Linked DNA regions of Homo sapiens: region 2 is linked to region 1. A link is a loop called in an ENCODE intact Hi-C map of the cell type or tissue named here. Cell type or tissue: MCF 10A. All regions are shown on one strand. Links, peaks and the distances in the headings refer to the core of each region. The heading gives the core; the rest is flanking DNA.

What was found. Peaks named below come from ENCODE experiments on the same cell type or tissue, not always from the same donor. Only the 100,000 strongest peaks of a DNase experiment are listed, where the experiment ranks them.
Region 2: it touches region 1 in a loop (4-fold over the local background); 4 of 110 quality-filtered maps call a loop at or near these places.

Annotation. Positions count from the first base shown.
Region 1 is chr9:5,760,044-5,769,648 of GRCh38, reverse strand. RIC1 (RIC1 partner of RAB6A GEF complex) reads right to left here. Exons shown (of 26, transcript NM_020829.4): 18 at 6,989-7,108; 19 at 5,781-6,509; 20 at 4,077-4,235; 21 at 3,851-3,987; 22 at 393-679. Among named protein-coding and RNA genes, the nearest start is that of ERMP1, 68 kb to the left of the region's middle. RefSeq lists an enhancer at 6,042-7,241. In MCF 10A, for the core only: no CTCF peak of the experiment used is centred there; no DNase peak of the experiment used is centred there.
Region 2 is chr9:5,615,786-5,625,390 of GRCh38, reverse strand. The region is part of intron 1 of INCR1 (interferon stimulated noncoding RNA 1); the gene reads left to right. Among named protein-coding and RNA genes, the nearest start is that of RIC1, 8.5 kb to the left of the region's middle. In MCF 10A, for the core only: no CTCF peak of the experiment used is centred there; DNase peaks (open chromatin) are centred at 3,220 and 3,820.

The DNA of each region.
Region 1 (9,605 bases), core at 913-8,912:
CTAGTTTAGAAGGTGGCCTTACTGTTCCCCTGGAATGAGTTCTGTCAGCTTACTTTGAGGTCCATGTCTATCTGATTCCAGAACTCCTTCCCACAATAACATAAGCATGGTAGCTTTTATATTCAGGCAGTTCTCAACTTCTTTATAATCCAAGTATGATTAGATTTTTGAATTAGACTTCAAGGTCACAAGACTTAGAGACATAGGTTCTACTTTATTTACATCTTTGGTCAAACAGTGGGCATTCCAACTCATGTACAAAAAGTTGGCTTTTATCCATTCCTAAGTTTGGAATGAAAATAATTCCTTGAATATCAACTAATAGCAAAATGTGTAAATACACGGAGTAAAATACAATTCTCCTTGTACAAGTGACATGAAGTCTACATTACCAGTTCGGTATTTTCCATTTTTGAAAGGAGAACTGATAGAAGAGGCTGGGATGATTGGAAGTGGCCACAGGAAATCTTTGTGGAGTCTCTTCAGGGCTATTACAAAGTTGTCTACCCGGGCGGCTCGGGTACGTTCCTTGCATAGCCAACTAATTAGTTCAAAGCCCAGCTGGGCTGCAAAGCAGCCAAGGTCCTTTAACCTCACATCTTCTAAGAGGCGCCGAGCATGTCTCCAGAGCATCATGTCAATATACATGTTCTCAGCACAGTCACTGTCTTTGCTCCATCTGTAAGTGGAAACACAAGAAAGCTACAGAATAATCTTTACTGGAGGATTTCACATCCTTATTACGCAGAGGTACTGATAAAGCTGACAAGGAGATAAGAGATCCAAGATCTAATTCTGATTGACAATGAAGATAAAGTATCAACGCTTCTCCTCCGTGTTACACCACAACCCTCGGAACACAGAAGGCTCTTAAGACACATTTGTAGAATGAATACAGGGAACAGGAAAAGGGGGACAGAAGAAGTCAGACCAGGAAGCAGGTGATGGGTGGCTGACAGAAAGAAAGGCAGCAAACCTCTATGCTATATTTGAAAAGCCCAATGAAAAGAGGGAAGGAGAGCACATCAAAGAAACTAAGGATAGAGAGGCAAAGTGAAATTAAATTTCTCAGTGTGAGTCATGCAGACATATGAAAAGAATACCAACTTTTTTTTTCTTAAATGACAAGGTTTCACAATGTCACCCAGTCTGGAGTGCAGTGGTGTGATCATAGCTCACTGCAACCTCAAACTCCTGGGCTCAAGCTATCTTCCCCACCTCAGCCTCCCAAGTAGCTGGGACTACAGGTACTTGCCACCATGCCTAGCCAATGTATTTTTATTTTTGCAAGGATGGGATCTTGCTGTGTTGCCCAGACTCATCTTGAACTCCTGGCCTCAAGCAATCCTCCCACCTTGGCCTCCCAAAGTGCTGGAATTACAGGTGTTAGCCACCTTGCCAGTCCTGAAACCAATTTTTAAAAATTACAACTTGCCTAAGTATAGTCTCTCATTCCTGACTTACATGAGCTAATGTGGGGGAACTGGTTTGGTAACTGGATAATGTGGTGCTTTAAGTGAGAGGCAGTTTAGTGGTGGGGTAAAGAGCCTAGTCTCTGGTGCAGTACTGCCTGGATTCGGATCTTGGCTCTGCCACTCATTTGTTGTGTGAACATAACTAAGTTTATTTTCCTAGGCCTCTGTTTCTTCACCTATACAATGTGGATAACCCTCATAGAGTTGTTTAAAATAGGACCTATGTATGTAAATGCTTAGAATAAGGCCTGGCATGTAGTAAGCACTTGTTAAAAAACAGTAAAACAGGCTGGGCATGGTGGCTCATGCCTGTAATCCCAGCACTTTGGGAGGCAGAGGCAGGCGGATCACCTGAGGTCGGGAGTTTGAGACTAGCCTGACCAATACGGAGAAACCCCGTCTCTACTAAAAATACAAAATGAGCCAGGCGTGGTGGTGCATGCCTGTAATCCCAGCTACTTGGGAGGCTGAGGCAGAAGAATCACTTGAACCTGGGAGGCGGAGATTGCGATGAGCCGAGATCAAGCCATTGCACTCCAGCCTGGGCAACAAGAGCGAAACTCCATCTCAAAAAACAAAAAAACCCAGTAAAACATGACAATAACAAACGTTCAATAAGCTCTCACTATGTGCCCAAGCACGGTAGTAAGAATATAAACATATGTTCATGTTGTCCTGGGGAAAAAAAAAAAAAGAGAATATGAACAATATAAAACAAAGGATTAGGTAAGGAAAAAAATGAGACAACAACAGAAGAACATAGGAAGGAATACACAGGCCTCACAAACCAGAGGAAATTCTCATGATTTTATAATGTTAGTGTGAATTCATAGTCATCTCTCAGAAGACAATATCCCATCTATGGGTGATAGCAGTTTCAGTCTCCAGCATACAATTCATTTGGCTCCCCGACTGTGTAATAACTTCTCTAATCAATAGGTCACAAGAGTGTCAAATGCATTAGCACTAAATTTATATCAAAAAGTATAATTAGAAGGAAAGGTAAAATTACGACTTTAAGAAGGCTTTTGGATTACCTACAGATTTATCTATCTTCCTTTTGGTCCTCTATCATCAGAGGTAATTTAAAAGTTTGTTGCATTTTCAAATCAAAACCACAACGCAATGCCACCTTACTCCTGCAAGAATGACCATAATCAAAAAACAGTAGATGTTGGCATGGATGTGGCCATCAGGGAACACTTCTACACTGCCGGTGGGAATGTAAACTAGTACAGCTGCTATGGAAAACAGGGTGGAGATTCCCTCAATAACCAAAAGTAGAACTACCATTTGATCCAGCAATCTCACTACTGGGGTTCTACCCAGAGGAAAAGAAGTCATTCAAAAAAGATACTTGCACACACGTTTATAGCAGCACAGTTCACAACTGCAAAATCGTGGAACCAACCCAAATGCCCATCAGTCAACGAGTGGATAAAGAAACTTGTATATACGTATATATGATGGAATACTACTCAGCCATAAAAAGGAATGAATTAACAGCATTTGCAGTGACCTGATGAGATTGGAGAGTATTATTCTAAGTGAAGTAACTCAGGAATGGAAAACCAAATGTAGTATGTTCTCACTGATATGTGGGAGCTAAACCATGAGGACGCAAAGGCATAAGAATGATACAATGGACTTTGGGGACTTGGGGGAAAGGCTGGGAGGGGGTGAGGGATAAAAGACAACAAATATGGTGCAGTGTATACTGCTTGGGTGATGGGTGCACCAAAATCTCACAAATCACCACTAAATAACTTATTAATGTAACCAAATACCACCTGGACCCCAGTAACTTATGGGAAAAAAAAGTTTGTAGCATTTGGCCAGGTAGGGTGGCTCACGCTTGTAATCCCGGCCCTTTGGGAAGCAGAGGCAGGTGGATCCTTGAGGCCAGGAGTTCGAGACTAGCCTGGGCAACATGTTGAAACCCCGTCTCTACTAAAAATATGAAAATTAGCCGAGTGTGGTGGCATATGCCTGTAATCCCAGCTACTTGGGTGGCTGAGGCAGGATAATCGCTTGAACCTGTAAGGCGGAGGTTGCAGTGAGCTGAGATGGTGCCACTGCATTCCAGCCTGGGTGACAGAGTGAGACTCTGTCTTAAACAAGTTTGTTACATTCAGAACAGGTACATGAAGATCTATTCCAGAAAAAGGGGCAGAAACTATTCAGAGGGTGCTGAAGTGAACTTGGGAGGAAGGAAAAAGGGAAGCCTTCTGTGTGGCCTCTGCTTTTTGGGAATGGAAAAAGAAACTGCAATTGGATTAAATAGTTGTTTCCATTAAGACCTAATTTTGTAAATGTCTTGAAATGCAATGTGTCATGAATGCCCAAAAAGCAGTAATGGCTCTTTATTATTTTACCTTTTTCCAGAGGGACCAGATGGCATACTTAGTGTTTTCTGTAAACTGAATTTACTGGCAGGAACATTTTCAGCTGACTGGGATAAACTGATGCTTCGATTCCTGAAGAACTCAAATCCACCACTTGAACTGGGTTCCTAGGATTACACACCATATGCAGTACCATTAGAGAAAGATGCTACGTGGGTGTATGGCCTAGAGAAGATGTGTAACTTTTGCAACTAACCTGAGCTGTGGGTGTGGATGGAGGTGTCTCAGATTCTCCAGAGCCAATGGCTTTAAGAAATCGAATCATGTGTCGACAAAGGTCCCACTTGCCTTGTTCTAGTGCTGTGTTGAATAGAAGGGTAGCATGTTGCCTACTTACTGCAGGGACTTCCATATTCTACAAAAAACAACCAGGACAGCATTCTTTTTATACTACACAATTTGGGAAGATATGAGCAATTCTTTATCTCGTTTTCTAAACTCAAAGAATGTAGCCACACCACCACAGGGGTTAGTTTAATAATAAGATTAAAAAGTACCATACAAGGAAAAGCGAGGCAAGTACTCTTCTGGTGTATGTAAACTATAATTTATTAAACTCCTACTACATGCCAGATAGCATACATATACTTTAAGTCATTTCATTTATTTCTCCCAGTGACTCTGCAGATAGGCATATCATTTGTATTTTACAAGTGAGGAAACTGAGTTAAGTAAATTGTTGAAGATCAGCAGAAAAGGAAGAAAAAAAAGGGAGGTTTGCCTGACTCCAAAATAGGTCAGGTCTGTCTCCTGTTGCAGAGTTTTCTGAGGATGTGACTAGAATCTTTGCTTTGGGCAATAGCAAGTAGTAAAGTTCTGCTGCACATTCAGAATCCTCCATTTTTCTTTCACAAATTTAACCTGCCTATCTTGGTCTTTATGGAAAGGTGCCTAATAGACAACTGTAATTGTAATTATTATCTGCCAATCCATAGCAACTTAGGAATTCTGTTGCAGAAAAAAATTACATTGTCAGGGAGATACAGTGAAGTTGCAGGGAGTGACCCGGAACCAAAAAACAGCTGCATTTATTTTGATTCTATTTTTAAAACCCTATGTCTTTTTCTTTAGGGTTAGCCATGGAATCATACTTCAAGGCCACCTGGCCTCTGCTTGAGTGTCTCCTCTGGTTTCAGTTCATTGTCATGAAGCAAAGAAGCTGACAGGAAATCTGCTTCAGGCAGAGATTGAAACCAGGTTTATGGTTAGCTTCTTACATCAATGGAAACAACTTTGCAGTAACTGGAAAGAATCTTTAAGTGTAGCCTATCAAATAACCAACTGTCAAGCCCTTTTGTCAAATAGCTAATGAAATAAATTTTCAGGAGTTGCAAAGAAGCCATTATTTTGAGAAAAACTGTGTGCTATGAGGGTCTTTGCTGTGGCAGGCCTGAGCCTTCTCAGCTTGCTTTGGGGAAGACTAGCTCAAGGTGCTCTGTTATGACCATGCTCTAATAAGTGTCCCCTCAGTAACCCACACTGAAAGGAAACAAATCTACTGTTGTGAGAAGCTCAAACTCACTAATATCTCAAATAATACTTTCTTTGCTATGTTTCTTATGTAATATTTCAATAATCTTATGTAATATTTCTTCCATGTTCCTATTACATGTATTCTAATATACATATTAAATTTCTTCAATATATTAAAATTTCAAAACACTACTCTGAACTCATTAATCTGTTTTAGGCCTATTTATGGACAATGGAAAAAATATCTCTGCAATGTTACTTTATGATATTCAAAGGAATCTGTCTGAATTCTTCCAAATTAAAGATATAAACAGAAAATTTGACTATGAATTCCTTAAACACAATCATGGTGTCAAAACAGGACATTTCTATTTTTCTAAGTTTAAGCTCATTAATTCTTGCCCCTTTATAAGAAGAGAATTGTTACCTGTAAGATAATAAGGTAAGAGGCAGCTGTGTCCAAATCCTGAGCCATCAAACACTCCTCAAACAAGTCCTTAGGGTTTCCAACAGCTGCAAAAAGGTAATTCCACAGGGCATATTCGGTCTTCCTGGCACAATGGACAACTGTCTGCAGGAAGAGGGGGAACTCAGTGATAAATTTTGCCACAGTGGGAAGCAGAGGGTCGGGAATGGGCTCCCGTGAGGTAGCTTCTTCTTCCAGTACTTCATGGAGCATGAGCTCCAGCACATGAGGGAAGTAAGGTAATGTGGCACAGGACTGGGCCAAGAGCAAGGCTTGCTCCCCAAGGTTTCTGACCAGAAGTTGACGTAGAATGTGGTGGAGGTAGATCTGAGAGGTTCTCTCCACAACACAGAAAGGGAAGAGCACCTCCAGCTGTTCTCTAGCATTGTTCCGAGTATATAAAGAATCATAGAGCAAAGTGTCATTGACAGCACCAAGGACTAAAGCATCTTCAAACAGAACAGCTAGCGGGTAAATGTTGATGTGGAAAGGCAGCATGATCCGCTGGGACAAGAAGGAATGGGGCTTGCGGTGATCCCTAGGGAAGAGAGGGAGCCAAACTTTCATCCCTGCACCACCACAGCTCAGCCAGAGGGCCTCCAGAAGGTGACGTTTCTGTTTATTTGCTCGACACGTTGTCCAGACATTTTCAACAGACTGGGCTAGTACAACAGGAGGACAGAATGGCAGCTGGAGAAGGAGAGACAAGAATCAAGTTGTTTTCCTATTAAATCTGCAGGTTCTTAAGTTCCTAGGTACTAGTTTACTAAGTCTTTCAAATGATAGTATAATATTTTTTTGGGAAAAGCAAAGGGATCTAATTAGAATTAGAGTTAATAAAAGTATCCTGGCCTTTTAAAGTATATACACTTAAATCTGAAAACAAAACACCCCATGAACTTCACCAGTCTATCCCTATTTTTTCCATTAGAATTTGCAATGAATGATGCCTAAGCAGTTAACATATGGAGTATGGAACATTTCATGATCATTTTGGGACCTTATCCTCCAGTCAGTCAGTCTTACACCCAGAGGCTTAAGACTGATTTTATGGACTTAATTTCTCCTTTCCAAATCATAAAATACTCTTCTCTTAAATTGTTTCATTCCTTCATCCTCATCCCATACCTTCTTAATGTTTGAAAAGAAATGACTAGTACTTTACTCACAAGTTTCCTTTGGTTATTAGGGTTACTGTCCTTCTCCCGGATCTGTGGGCCTGACCTGTCCCTCTGCATCATGATGAGCTGTCCTGCCAGGTTTAACATAATGCTCTCTGCACCACGAGCCTGAAATTTAAGAAAAAGCAGCTAAATTCATACTTCTGTATCGGTATGCTTTCCGCATCTCCCCCCAATCCATAAGGTTTATAGGTCAAACAATCTACATTATTTATTGAGGTTGTACTATGTACAGCCATTCTGCTAGGCTCTGTGGGAATATAAGGAGCTTTCTGGCTAGGATGGTACAAAGCCTAACACATAATGCAATTAATGAACACCACCAGTGACATAAGATTGAGGGCAGAGTTGAATTATCCTGAAAAAGCTAAGACAACTTTAGAAGTTTATAAAAATGAGAGATCACTTCAGTGATCTAGCTGTCATAACAACAGAAAGTTTAAAAGGATGCAGTGAACCTGACAGATGAGGAAGACATACACGTGTGGGAGAGTAAGGGTTGGTAATCTAATGGAAAACGAAGACATGGAACTATTGGGAAAGTGAGAACAGTCTGGCTAGACTAGGGACATTATGAGAACAAAGCTGGATGGTAACAGACCTTCAAGGAGGATTCAGAAAGCCAGGTAAAAGAGCAGCAGGAAAGAAGCCACTACTTATGGTTCTTGAATAAGACAGTTATTTAAAAAATCAGAGTTAATCAGGATAGGTTACTGAGGAGAGGCAGATTTCATGGGTGTTGACTTCAGAAATGAGGAAATAGTCTGCCTTTTTATAATGAAAAATTTCAATCAAACCTCAGAGAGCCTAGTATAATGATTTCCAATTGAGCCCTATCACGCAACTTAAACCATTATGCACATTAAACTTTGAGCAGCCCTGTTTTAAAAGGAACCTCAGATATCAAGTCATTTCTATCTGTAAAGAGGAAGGAACATTTTGGTTAAAAAACAGAACTTACTGCTATCCTAGACATGAAAGGTAGAAAAAGAGATGAACCAAAGATGATTTCCAGGTTAGCTGAGGTGCTAGAGAAGTTGAAGTTATTATCACTGATAGAAGACAGGAAGAGAAATTAGGGAAGGGAAAACCAAAGAGTTTCCCTTTTTCTTTTTGGCTCATTTAATTTGAAAAAATAAAAAAAAATTCTTAAGAATTCCAAGTAAAAATGTGAGCAATCACTAAATCAGAGACGACTGTACCAGCATCAGAAGCTTAAAGGTGAGGCTGGGCCAGGCTGGGCGCAGTGGCTCACACCTGTAATCCCAGCATTTGGTGGGAGGCTGAGGTGGGTGGATCACGAGGTCAGGAGTTCAAGACCAACCTGGCCAAAATGGTGAAACCCCGTCTCTACTAAAAACACAAAAATAAGCCGGGCGTGGTGGCAGGTGCCTGTAATCCCAGCTACTTGGGAGGCTGAGGCAGGAGAATCACTTGAACCCGGGAGACGGAGGCTGCAGTGAGCCAAGATTGCACCATTGCACTCTAGCCTGGGTGACAGAGCAAGACTCCGTCTCAAAAAAAAAAAAAAAAAAAAAAAAAAAGGTGAGGCTGGTAAACTGAAGGAGACAGACAGATGTTTCTCAGGCACACTAGCCAGGGTAAAAAGAGCAGCGGGCCATCACCTGAGCTTTTGGAAGACAAAAGAGAAATAGGGAAGCACAATGCTATACATGCTATATAAACAGAAGGAAAGAATTTCAGGGAGGAAAGAGTGAGTATTCAAAACTTGTGGGATTGTGTCCCAGGCTTTGCTGCATGCTGGCTGGCTGAATTTAAGCTACCAATGATCATTTAGGGTTCATCAAGAAAACAGCAGCCACCCTATATATTCTAGTTGCAAAATACTTGGCTATACAAACTACTCTTGCTTACTGCTTTCAGATTCTACAGGGGATTATGTATAAAGAAATGACTAAATAAAAAAATTGGTTATCTATCCAGAAAGTAATTTGGAGGTATGAGAAGTGAACATGGAATTTAGGTGTGTGGCAACTAGAAGAGTCAGACACCTGGATAACAGTAAAATGTAGCTAGATGGCAGAGGAAAAAGAAAAAGACAAACACCTGCAGCAAAACAGCATGACTGGGAACTGCATACACTAAAACACTTCAAAAGACCTTAAAGGCATTTACTGTAATTCACCACAATATGAGTAATGTTTATAATGACTACCTTAAGTTTTAAGATGGTAGATTTCACCACATTTCATACTAATTCATTAAAAAAGTACACTTCTCTTTTCTTCAGTGAGTGGGTATTATCAGTATCCTATCTTAGTATTCAACACTTTCTGATAACGTTAAAGATGACTGCAACAGCACTCTCAAGCAACTTTAATAAAGCTTTCAGAAAAAGCAAGGGCTACATGTATGCCCAAAATCCTAAATTTGAAGGAACCCCAAACTCAATCTCTTACCCTAAAAAAACCCCTGGCAGATGATTCTCTATGAGAGTTTCAGTAACAAGGAGCTCACTCTCATGGAGAGACTATCTTGCTGTTGAAGAGTTTTCACTGTTACTACTATTTTTTTTGAAAACTTTAGTATTAAATGAAAACTTACTTTGCTCCAGCATTCTTTGTCTTCCCTCTATGGTAATCAG
Region 2 (9,605 bases), core at 521-8,520, 140 kb after region 1:
AAATCAGTCGGCACTGTGGCATACACCTGTGGTCCCAGCCCCTTAGGCGGCTAAGGCAGGAGAATTGCTTGAGCCTGGGAGGCAGAGGTAATAGTGAGCCAAGATCATGCTATTGCACTCCCACCTGAGTGAAAGGAATGAAATCCTGTCTCAAAAAAAAAAAAAAAAGTTACTAGGTGCATGTTTTCATCTATGAAACTTATAAACTTTTTAAATTACTAGAAATAATGTTGGTAAGAGTACACATAAGAAATGGGGATACATTTATACTCTCTTGATGGAAGTATGATTTGGTGCAATTTTTTTTTTTAATATAAGGTTTGTGGTAACCCTGTGTTGAGTGAGTCTATTGGCACCATTTTTTCTAATAGCATATGCTCACTTCATGGCTCTTATCACATTTTGGTAATTCTTTCAATATTTGAAACTTTTTCATTATTAGTATATCTGTTATGATGATTTGTGGTCAGTGGTCTTTGTTGTAACTATTGTAATTGTTTTGGGGTGTCATGTACCACATCCATGTAAGATGGAGAACTTAAGCGATAAATGTTATGTGTGTTCTGACTGTTCCATCAACTGGCAGTTCCTCTGTCTCTCTCCCTTTCTTTGGGCCTCCCTATCCCCTGAGATGCAACAATATTGAAATTAGGCCTGTTAGTAACCCAACAGTAGCCTCTAAGTGTTCAAGTGAAAGAAAGAATCCCCGTCTCTCACTTTAAGTAAAAAGCTAGAAATGATTAAACTAAGTGAGGAAGGCATATTGAAAGCAAAGATAGGCCAAAAGCTAGGCCTCTTGTACCAGTTAGCCAAGTTATGAATGCAAAGGAAAAAAAGTTCTTAAAGGAAAGTAAAAGTACCACTTTGGAGAACATAGGAATGATAAAACAAAACAGCCTTGTTGCTGACCTGGAGAAAGTTTTAATGGTCTGGGTAGGAGATCAAGCAAGCTACAACATTCCCTTAAACCAGACGCAGTGCCTCATGCCTTAATCCCAGCACTGTGGGAGGCTGAGACAGGAGGATTACTTGAGCCTAAGACTTCGAGACCAGCCTGAGCAATATAGCAAGACCCCATTTCTTTAAAAAAAAATGTTTTAATTAGCTGGGTATGATGGTGTGCACCTGTAGTCCTAGCTACTTGGGAGGCTGAGACGGGGATCACTTGAGCCTGGGAGTTCCAGATTACAATGAGCTATCTGCGCCACTGCACTCTAGCCTGGGTGATAGAGTGAGACCCTGTCTCTAAAATGAAGCAAAAACCAGTTTTTAAAAAGCATTCCCTTAAGCCAAAGCCTAGGCCAGAGCAGTGCCCTAGCTCTCTTCAATTCTGTGAAGCCTAAGGGAGGCAAGGAAACTGCAGAAGAAACATTTGAAGCTAGCAGAGGTTGGTTCATGAGGTTTACCAAAAGAAGCTGTGTCCATAACATGAAACTGCAAGGTGAAGTAGCAAGTACTGACGTAGAAGCTACAGCAAGTTATCCAGAAGATCTAGCTAAGATCTTTGATAAAGGTGGCTACATTAAACAACAGATCTTCAGTGTAGACAAAACAGCCATCTGTTGGAATAAGATGCCATCTAGGACTTCCATAGTTAGGAAAAGTCAGTGCTTGGCTTCCAAGCTTCAAAGGACAGGCTGACTCCCTTGTTAGCGGCTAATAATGCTGGTGGCTTTTTTGGTGGAAGCCAGTGCTCATTTACCACTCCTAGAATCCTAAGGCCCTTAAGAATTATGTCAAGTCTACTCTGCCTGTGCTCTATAAATGGAACAGCAAAGCATGGATGATAGCACATCCGTTTCCAGTATGATTTATTGAATATTTTAAGCTCTTGTTGAGAACTACTACTTGGAATGAAAGAGTCATTTCAAACTTTCACTGTTCATGGATAGCACATCTAGCCATCTTAGAGTATTTATGGAGACATACAAGGAGATTAATGCTGTTTCCTTGCCTGCTAATGCAGTATCCATTCTGTAGCCCATGGACCAAGGAGTAATTTTGGCTTTTAAGTCTTATTATTTAAGGAATATATTTCATAAGGCTACAGCTGCTATGAAATGCAGCTATACATAGTGAATCTGCTATACATAGTTCAAACTTTCACTGTTCACGGACAGTGCATCTAGCCATCCTAGAATTCTGATGGAGACATACAAGGAGATTAATGCTGTTTCCTTGCCTGCTAATGCAATATCCATTCTGTAGCTGTGGACCAAGGAATAATTTTGACTTTTAAGTCTTATTATTTAAGAAATACATTTCATAAGGCTAGAGCTGCTATGAAATGCAGCTATACATAGTGGATCTGCTATACACAGTGATTCCTCTGATGGATCTGAGCAAAGTGAATCTAAAACCTTCTGGAAAGGGGCCAGGTGCGGTGGCTCACACCTGTAATCCCAGCACTTTGGGAGGCCAAGGCAGGCAGATCACAAGGTCAAGAGATCGAGACCATCCTAGCCAACATGGTGAAACCCCGTATCTACTAAAAAAATAATAATTAGCTGGGCATGGTGGCACCCGCCTGTAGTCCCAGCTACTCGGGAGGCTGAGGCAGGAGAATTGCTTGAACCTGCGAGGCGGAGGTTGCAGTGAGCCGAGATCGCGCTACTGCACTCCAGCCTGGCGACCGAGGAAGACTCCATGTCAAAAAAAAAAAAAAAACTTGGAACAGTCACTACAGCCTTCAGCAACCACCACCCTGATCAGTCAGCAGCCATCAACATGGGACAAGACCCTCCAGCAGCAAAGAGATTACTATTTGCTGGAAGCTCTGAAGATCATTAGCATTTTGTTAGCAATAATATATATATTTTGAGATGGAGTCTCGCTCTGTCACCCAGGCTGGAGTACAGTGGTACAATCTCGGCTGACTGCAACCTCCGCCTCCCAGGTTCAAGCGATTCTCCTGCCTCAGCCTCCCGAGTAGCTGGGATTACAGGCGTGTGCCACCATGCCTGGCTAATTTTTGTATTTTTAGTAGAGATGGAGTTTCCCCATGTTGGCCAGGCTAGTCTTGAACTCCTGACCTCAGGTGATCTGCCCGCCTCGGCCTCCCAAAGTACTGGGATTATAGGCATGAGTCACCATGCTCGGCTGCAATAAAGTATTTTCTAAATTAAAGTATACACATTTTTTAGACAAAATACTATTACACACTTAATAGATGACAGAACAGTCTAAACATAACTTTTATAACTACTTGCAAACCAAAAAATGTGTGTGACTCATCTTATTGCAATATTCACTTTATTGGGTTGGTCTGGAACCCAGCCTGCAATATCTCTGAAGTATGCCTGGATTTCTTTCCTATGATTATTTTCTAAGGAAATAAACACTGATATTTACAGAATTTTAGCTTTAAATCTAAAGGTGTATCTAAGTGGGAATAATCTAAATGTCTCCAAAAAGACATTAATTACTGTCCTTCCTTACACCTGAGTATTTTGCAAAAATAAAAGCTTATGTTGAGGAAGAATATTTAATCACTTGGAAGTATATTCAGTATATATTAGAAAGTAATGAAAACAGATTAAATACAGTATGTAAAATATAATCTCATGTTTATAAAAAAATTACATATGTGCCTAATAAAAAATGGGGAAAATGCAATTATAGGTACTTTTTATGTTCTTCCTTGGGATTTTGGATTTGCCAAATTGTCTGTAATGAGTTCATGTTACTTTTGTGATAAGAATAAAGTTATTTTAAAAAGTTAAATTGCTTATGATTAGTAATGTCCTGTTTGTTTGTTCTGCTTTAAGTAGGACCTTGCAGAACTGGCAAGTCAAAGGGAGTAGTGTAATGTGTAGCTTCTGGCTCAGTCCCAAGCCTAGTGAGAAGAAGATGAGGAGGAAGGGTACCCTGAGTCACCAGATTAAAAGTAGGCCCTGTGTACTTTCGCACGTATTCACAGGCTTGTGATGATGGAGCTGTGGCTGGATTTTGGGTCTGAGCATACTACTCTCGGTATTTGGAGACCTCCGTAAGAACCTATGATAATATCCATTGAAAATGGTACTGCTTTCATTTATGACTTTAATATATTTTTAATATTCAACCTGATTACACTTTTATCGTATAAACTGTTGTATTTGCTTCCTGGGTGGCTTTTTTTTCTGAGATGAGTCTTGTTCTGTTCCCCTGCTTGGACTTCATTGGTAAGATCTCGGCTCACTGCAGCCTCCGCCTCTTGGGTTCCAGCGATTCTCCTGCCTCAGCCTCCTGCGTAGCTGGGATTACAGGCATATGCTACCACGCCCAGCTAATTTTTGTGTTTTTAGTAGAAATGGGGGTTTCACCATGTTGGCCAGGCTGGTCTTGAACTCCTGACCTCAGGTGATCAACCCACCTAGGCCTCCCAAAGTGCTAGGATTACAGGCGTGAGCCACCTTGCCTGGACTGGGATAGCCTCTTGATTTCATTTGTCCCTTCTGAAAGTAAGTAATATCTCAGCTGAATTGATATGATGTCTGGGTTTTGCTTCAAAATAATCTGGGGGTGAGTGAAATATATATGAAACAAAATTGGCCATGAGTTGTTTTTCTTTGAAGCTGAGTGATGAGTATAGTCCTGTACCATATAATGATGTTTCAGTCAGTGACAGCCTGCATTTAGAATGGTGGTCCCATGAGGTTATAATGCAGCTGAAAAATTCCTATCACCTGGTGACATGATACTGTCATACTGCCATAACACAATGTATTACTCATGTGTTTGTGTTGATGCCTATGTAAACAAACCTATTGCACTGCCAGTTAAATACGAGTATAACACAATTATATATAGTATATGATACTTAATAACAAATGACTATGTCACTAGTTTATGTATTTACTATGCTATTTTTCTTTATTTTAAAGGGTACGCTTTCTACTTAAAAAATAAACTTAACCGTAAAACAACTTTAGGCAGGTCCTTCAGGGAGGTATTCCAAAAGAAGGCATTGTTACAGGATATGACACCTCTATGTGTGTTATTGCCTCTCAGCAACTTTCAGTGGGAGGCCCATGTGGTGGCTCATACCTGTAATCCCTGCCCTTTCGGAGGCCAAGGTGGGAGGATCCCTTGAGGCAGGAGTTCAAGACCAGCCTGGGCAAGGTAGCAAGACCCTGTCTCTACGAATCAATTTTTTAAAAAACTAGTCAGGCATGGTGACACATGCCTGTAGTCCTAGCTACTTGGAAGATTGAGGCAGGAGTATCACTTGATCCCAGGAGTTCCAGGTTGCAGTGAGCTTTAGTCACGCCACTGCACTCCAGTGTGTGTGACAGAGTGAGACCCTGTCAAAAAAAAAAAAAAAACTTAACAGTGGAACAAGATGTGGAGGTGTAAGACACTAATATTAATGACCTGACCCCGTGTAATCCTAGGCTTACGTAGTTGTGTCTTAGTTTTTAACAAAAATGTTTTAAAAGTTTTTAAAAATTAAATTTTTTAACAATAGGCCGGGCGTGGTAGCTCATGGCTGTAATCCCAGCATTTTGGGAGGCCAAGGTGGGCGGATCACTTGAGGCCAGGAGTTCGAGACCAGCCTGGCCAACATAGCGAAACCCTATCTCTACAAAAAATTTAAAAAATACAAAAATTAGCCGGGTGTGGTGGTGTGCACCTGTAATCCCAGCTACTCAGGAGGCTGAGGCACGAGAATCTCTTGAACCTGGGAGGTAGAGGTTGTAATGAGCTGGATCCCACCACTACACTACAGCCTAGGCGACAGAGTGAGACTGTGTCTGAGAAAAAATAAAAATAAAAATGGGCCACGCTTGGTGGCTCACGCCTGTAATCCCAGCACTTTGGGAGGCTGAGGCAGGTGGATCACGAGGTCAGGAGTTTGAGACCAGCCTGGCCAACATGGTGAAACCCTGTCTCTACTAAAAATACAAAAATTAGCCAGGCGTGGTGGTGGGCGCCTGTAATCCCAGCTACTTGGGAGGCTGAGGCAGGAGAATTGCTTGAACCCAGGAGGCGGAGGTTGTGGTGAGCCGAGATAGCGCCATTGCACTCCAGCCTGGGCAACACAGCGAGACTCCAACTCAAATAAATAATAAAATAAAAATGGATAAGAGCTTATAGAATAAGAATATAAAGAAAGAAAATAGTTTTTATACAGTTGCACAACATATTTGTGTTTTAAGCTGTTATTACAAGAGTTTAAAAGTTTAAAAAACTAAAGTTTATAAAGTAAAAAATTACAGTAAGCAAAGGTTAATTTATTATTGAAGAAAGAAAAATTTGTAAATAAATTTATTGCCTAAGTGTACAGTGTTTATAAAGTCTACAGTGGTGTATAGGAATGTTCTGGGCCTTCATATTCACTCACCACTCATCCAGTGACACCCAGAGCAACTTCCAGTCCTGCAAGCTCCATTCATAGTAAGTGCCTTGTATGGGTGTATCATTTTTTTTTAAATCTTTTATACCGTATTTTTACTGTAACTTTTCTGTGTTTAGATATGCAAATACTTATTGTGTTATAATTGCCTATAGTATTCAGTACAGTAACATGCTGTACAGGTATGTAACCTAGCAGCAATATGTTATATTGTCTAGGTATGTAGCAGACTACAACATCTAGTTTGGTGTAGACTCTTTGTTCACAGGGTGACAAAATTGTCTAACAATGCATTTCTCAGAACATATCCTTGTCATTAGGCAGTGTGTGACTGTACTTGGGAGTTCACTGTGTTATCTGCTCCACTTTGGTATGTGGTTGACATTTTAAATAATATTAATAAAAAATGTAAACATTTAAATTGAAAAGAACATGTCAGTAACTGGTCATATGTGACTAACCAGTCTACTTTGTCCACAATTCTCCTCACAGTTCATAGTGTTAAATATTAGTTCAAATCATTTAATTAACCTTAAAGGCAGGATGGCTTATTGTTAAGCCTTAATGGATCTGAGTGAGACTTTCTGGGCTGGAGCATTAGCACAAACTGGAAAATAAAGCCAAACAGCCTACTATTGCTAACCAAGCAAAATGGGAAGGGTCGTTATGTTTGCTCTTCACTTTAGTCTTTTTAGAAATGAAAACTGATTGGAAACAGAATTGATTCTACATAAATTAGCCAACAGTAACAATTGTGTTTGACCATGTCCCTATCAGTTCTCTAGTATAAAAAAAAAAAGTCATACCTGCATTTTCAGTGTGTATTCTTTACTAAAATGGCAAGAGGAGTTGGAACAAGACATTTTTAACCCTATAATTCTGAGATTCCCACCCTACTCTCTATTCAGACAAATATGCCTTCAATAATTTAGCCAAAATTTCATATTCATTGTGTCAGTCCATTATCTCCTGTATGTATCAGTGAACTTAGAGTCAAATTCATTACCCAATCATGACAGACTTTTTTCATCTAGCAGAACTGAAACTCTATACCCATGAAACATCAACTTCCCTTTCCTCCTTTTCCCCAGACCCTAATAACCATCATTCTGCTTTCTGTTTCTGTGAATTTGACTACTTCAGATATCACATATGAGTAGAATCATACAGTATTTGTCTTTTTGTGCTTGGCCTGTTTCACTTAGCATAATGCCCTGAAGGTCTATCAGTGTTGTAGCATGTGACAGGATATCTTTCCTTGTTAAGACTGAATAACATTTCATTGCATGTATATAGCACATTTTGTTAATCCATTCATCCGTCCATGGACATTTGAGTTGCTTCCACAACTTGGCTGTTGTAAATCTTGGCTATTGTAAATAGTGATGTTACGAACATGGGTGTGCAAATATCTTTTAGAGACCCTACTTTCAATTCTTTTGGATATATACGCAGAAGTGGGATTGCTGAATCATATGGTACTTCTACTTTTCAAATTTTTTAGGGACCTCCATACTCTTTTCCATAGTGGTTGCACCATTTTACAATCCCACCAACAGTGCACATGGGTTCCAATTTTTCCATATCCTTGCTAACACTTGTTATATTCAGGCTTTGTTTTTGTTTTTGCTTTTAAATGATAGCTATCCTAATGGGTGTGGTTTTGGTTTGCATTTCTCTGATGATTAGTGATGTTGAGCATTTTTTCATATACTTGTTGGCCATTTGTGTATCACCTTTGGAGAAATGTTACTACCTTTGATATACTGTCACATCAGGAGATCTGCATAAAAGGTCAAACCCCAAGAGGAAATCTTTAACTTTTGGGGGATATAATTTTAAATTATCTGTCAAGTTTGAATGGGGTTATTCCTTATACTTAAAAGAGTTATAACAATCTTACAAGTATGACATCTTAGTCAGAATGGGCCTTAAACACATCCAGTCCAATCTCCTGACCCAACAAGAATATAAGTGGATTTCATAGAGTAAATTTATATATATTTCAAACATAGAAATCATTTATAAAAGCCATTAAGAGTTGGTATAAAAGGAATATACCTGTGAAACTGAACAACCAATACACTTGAATGTAAGAACTTGAAAAGAGATATGGAAAAATGGCTACCAAATGCCCCCCAAAATACATTATTTCCTTTATTGTCTTTTATTTAAAAAAATTAGGACAGCTATATTTGCAGTCATCATCTCCTGAAAATATAATTATTAATTTTTTCTGTTCTGAGCACTTTCTAATTTTTCTTTTATCATCAAAAAATAATAAGTACTATTTTTAAAATTGTTAATTTGTTATCAAGGAGATCAGTTTTCCCAAAGTGTGGTCCAGTCATCTGGATCAGAATTGTCTAGAGATATATTTAAAATACAGATTCCTTGGCCAAGTCCCAGGCTTTCTGAATCCGGAGTCCTTGATGTTGATGGTATGGCCCAAGAATTAGCATTTTTAACAAATATCCACTATGAGTCTCATGCATATTAATAAGGTTGACATTTCTTTAGGAGGAAAAAAAAGTGTCCGGTGTGTACTTTGAATATGGTCTGGAATCTCTGTACTCAACCTTCTGTTAGTTTGTAAACAAGTCAAAAAGTGCACTGGATTCCTGGGAGATATGGCCATGATCCCTTCTCCAGCAGATCTGAATTTTCTTGATTTCCTAATGAGAGAGCTGTCTAAGGATGTAAAAATTGTGCTGTGAAAACCAGATAAGACCAAGTAGTGGAAGTGACCTTGGGTCATTCAATAGCAATTATGGGCAAGTTAAACCTGACCACCTGGCCCCTGCTGATCACCTTCATATTGCCCTGCTAGCCCTAAGTTACCTTTAACCGTTTTTTTACCTGCAGGTGGAAATGTTAATATCTGTCATACCAGGTTGTTATTTTTTTAAGTGCTAGAAACCAGGCACTGGCATTAATCTGTGCCTTTAGTGGTATATTGTGGATTAGTCACAAAGAACTTTGTGTCTAATGATTGGTACTGTTACATAAATTATAACAGTAACTAGCATTTATTCTGCACTTATGTACTAGATACTGCTCTAAGCATTTTACATTATTTAATTTTTATCCTCTCAACAATCACATGAGATACATATTATCCCCATTTTACAGATGAGGAAATTGGGGCTTAGAGAAGCTCAAGGCTCACAGAGCTGGAAAGTGATGGAGTCAAAACTTGAACCCAGAATCCCCAAGTTTATCAACTTCACTATACCATCTCTTTCCACAAACTTATTTTCTCACCAAC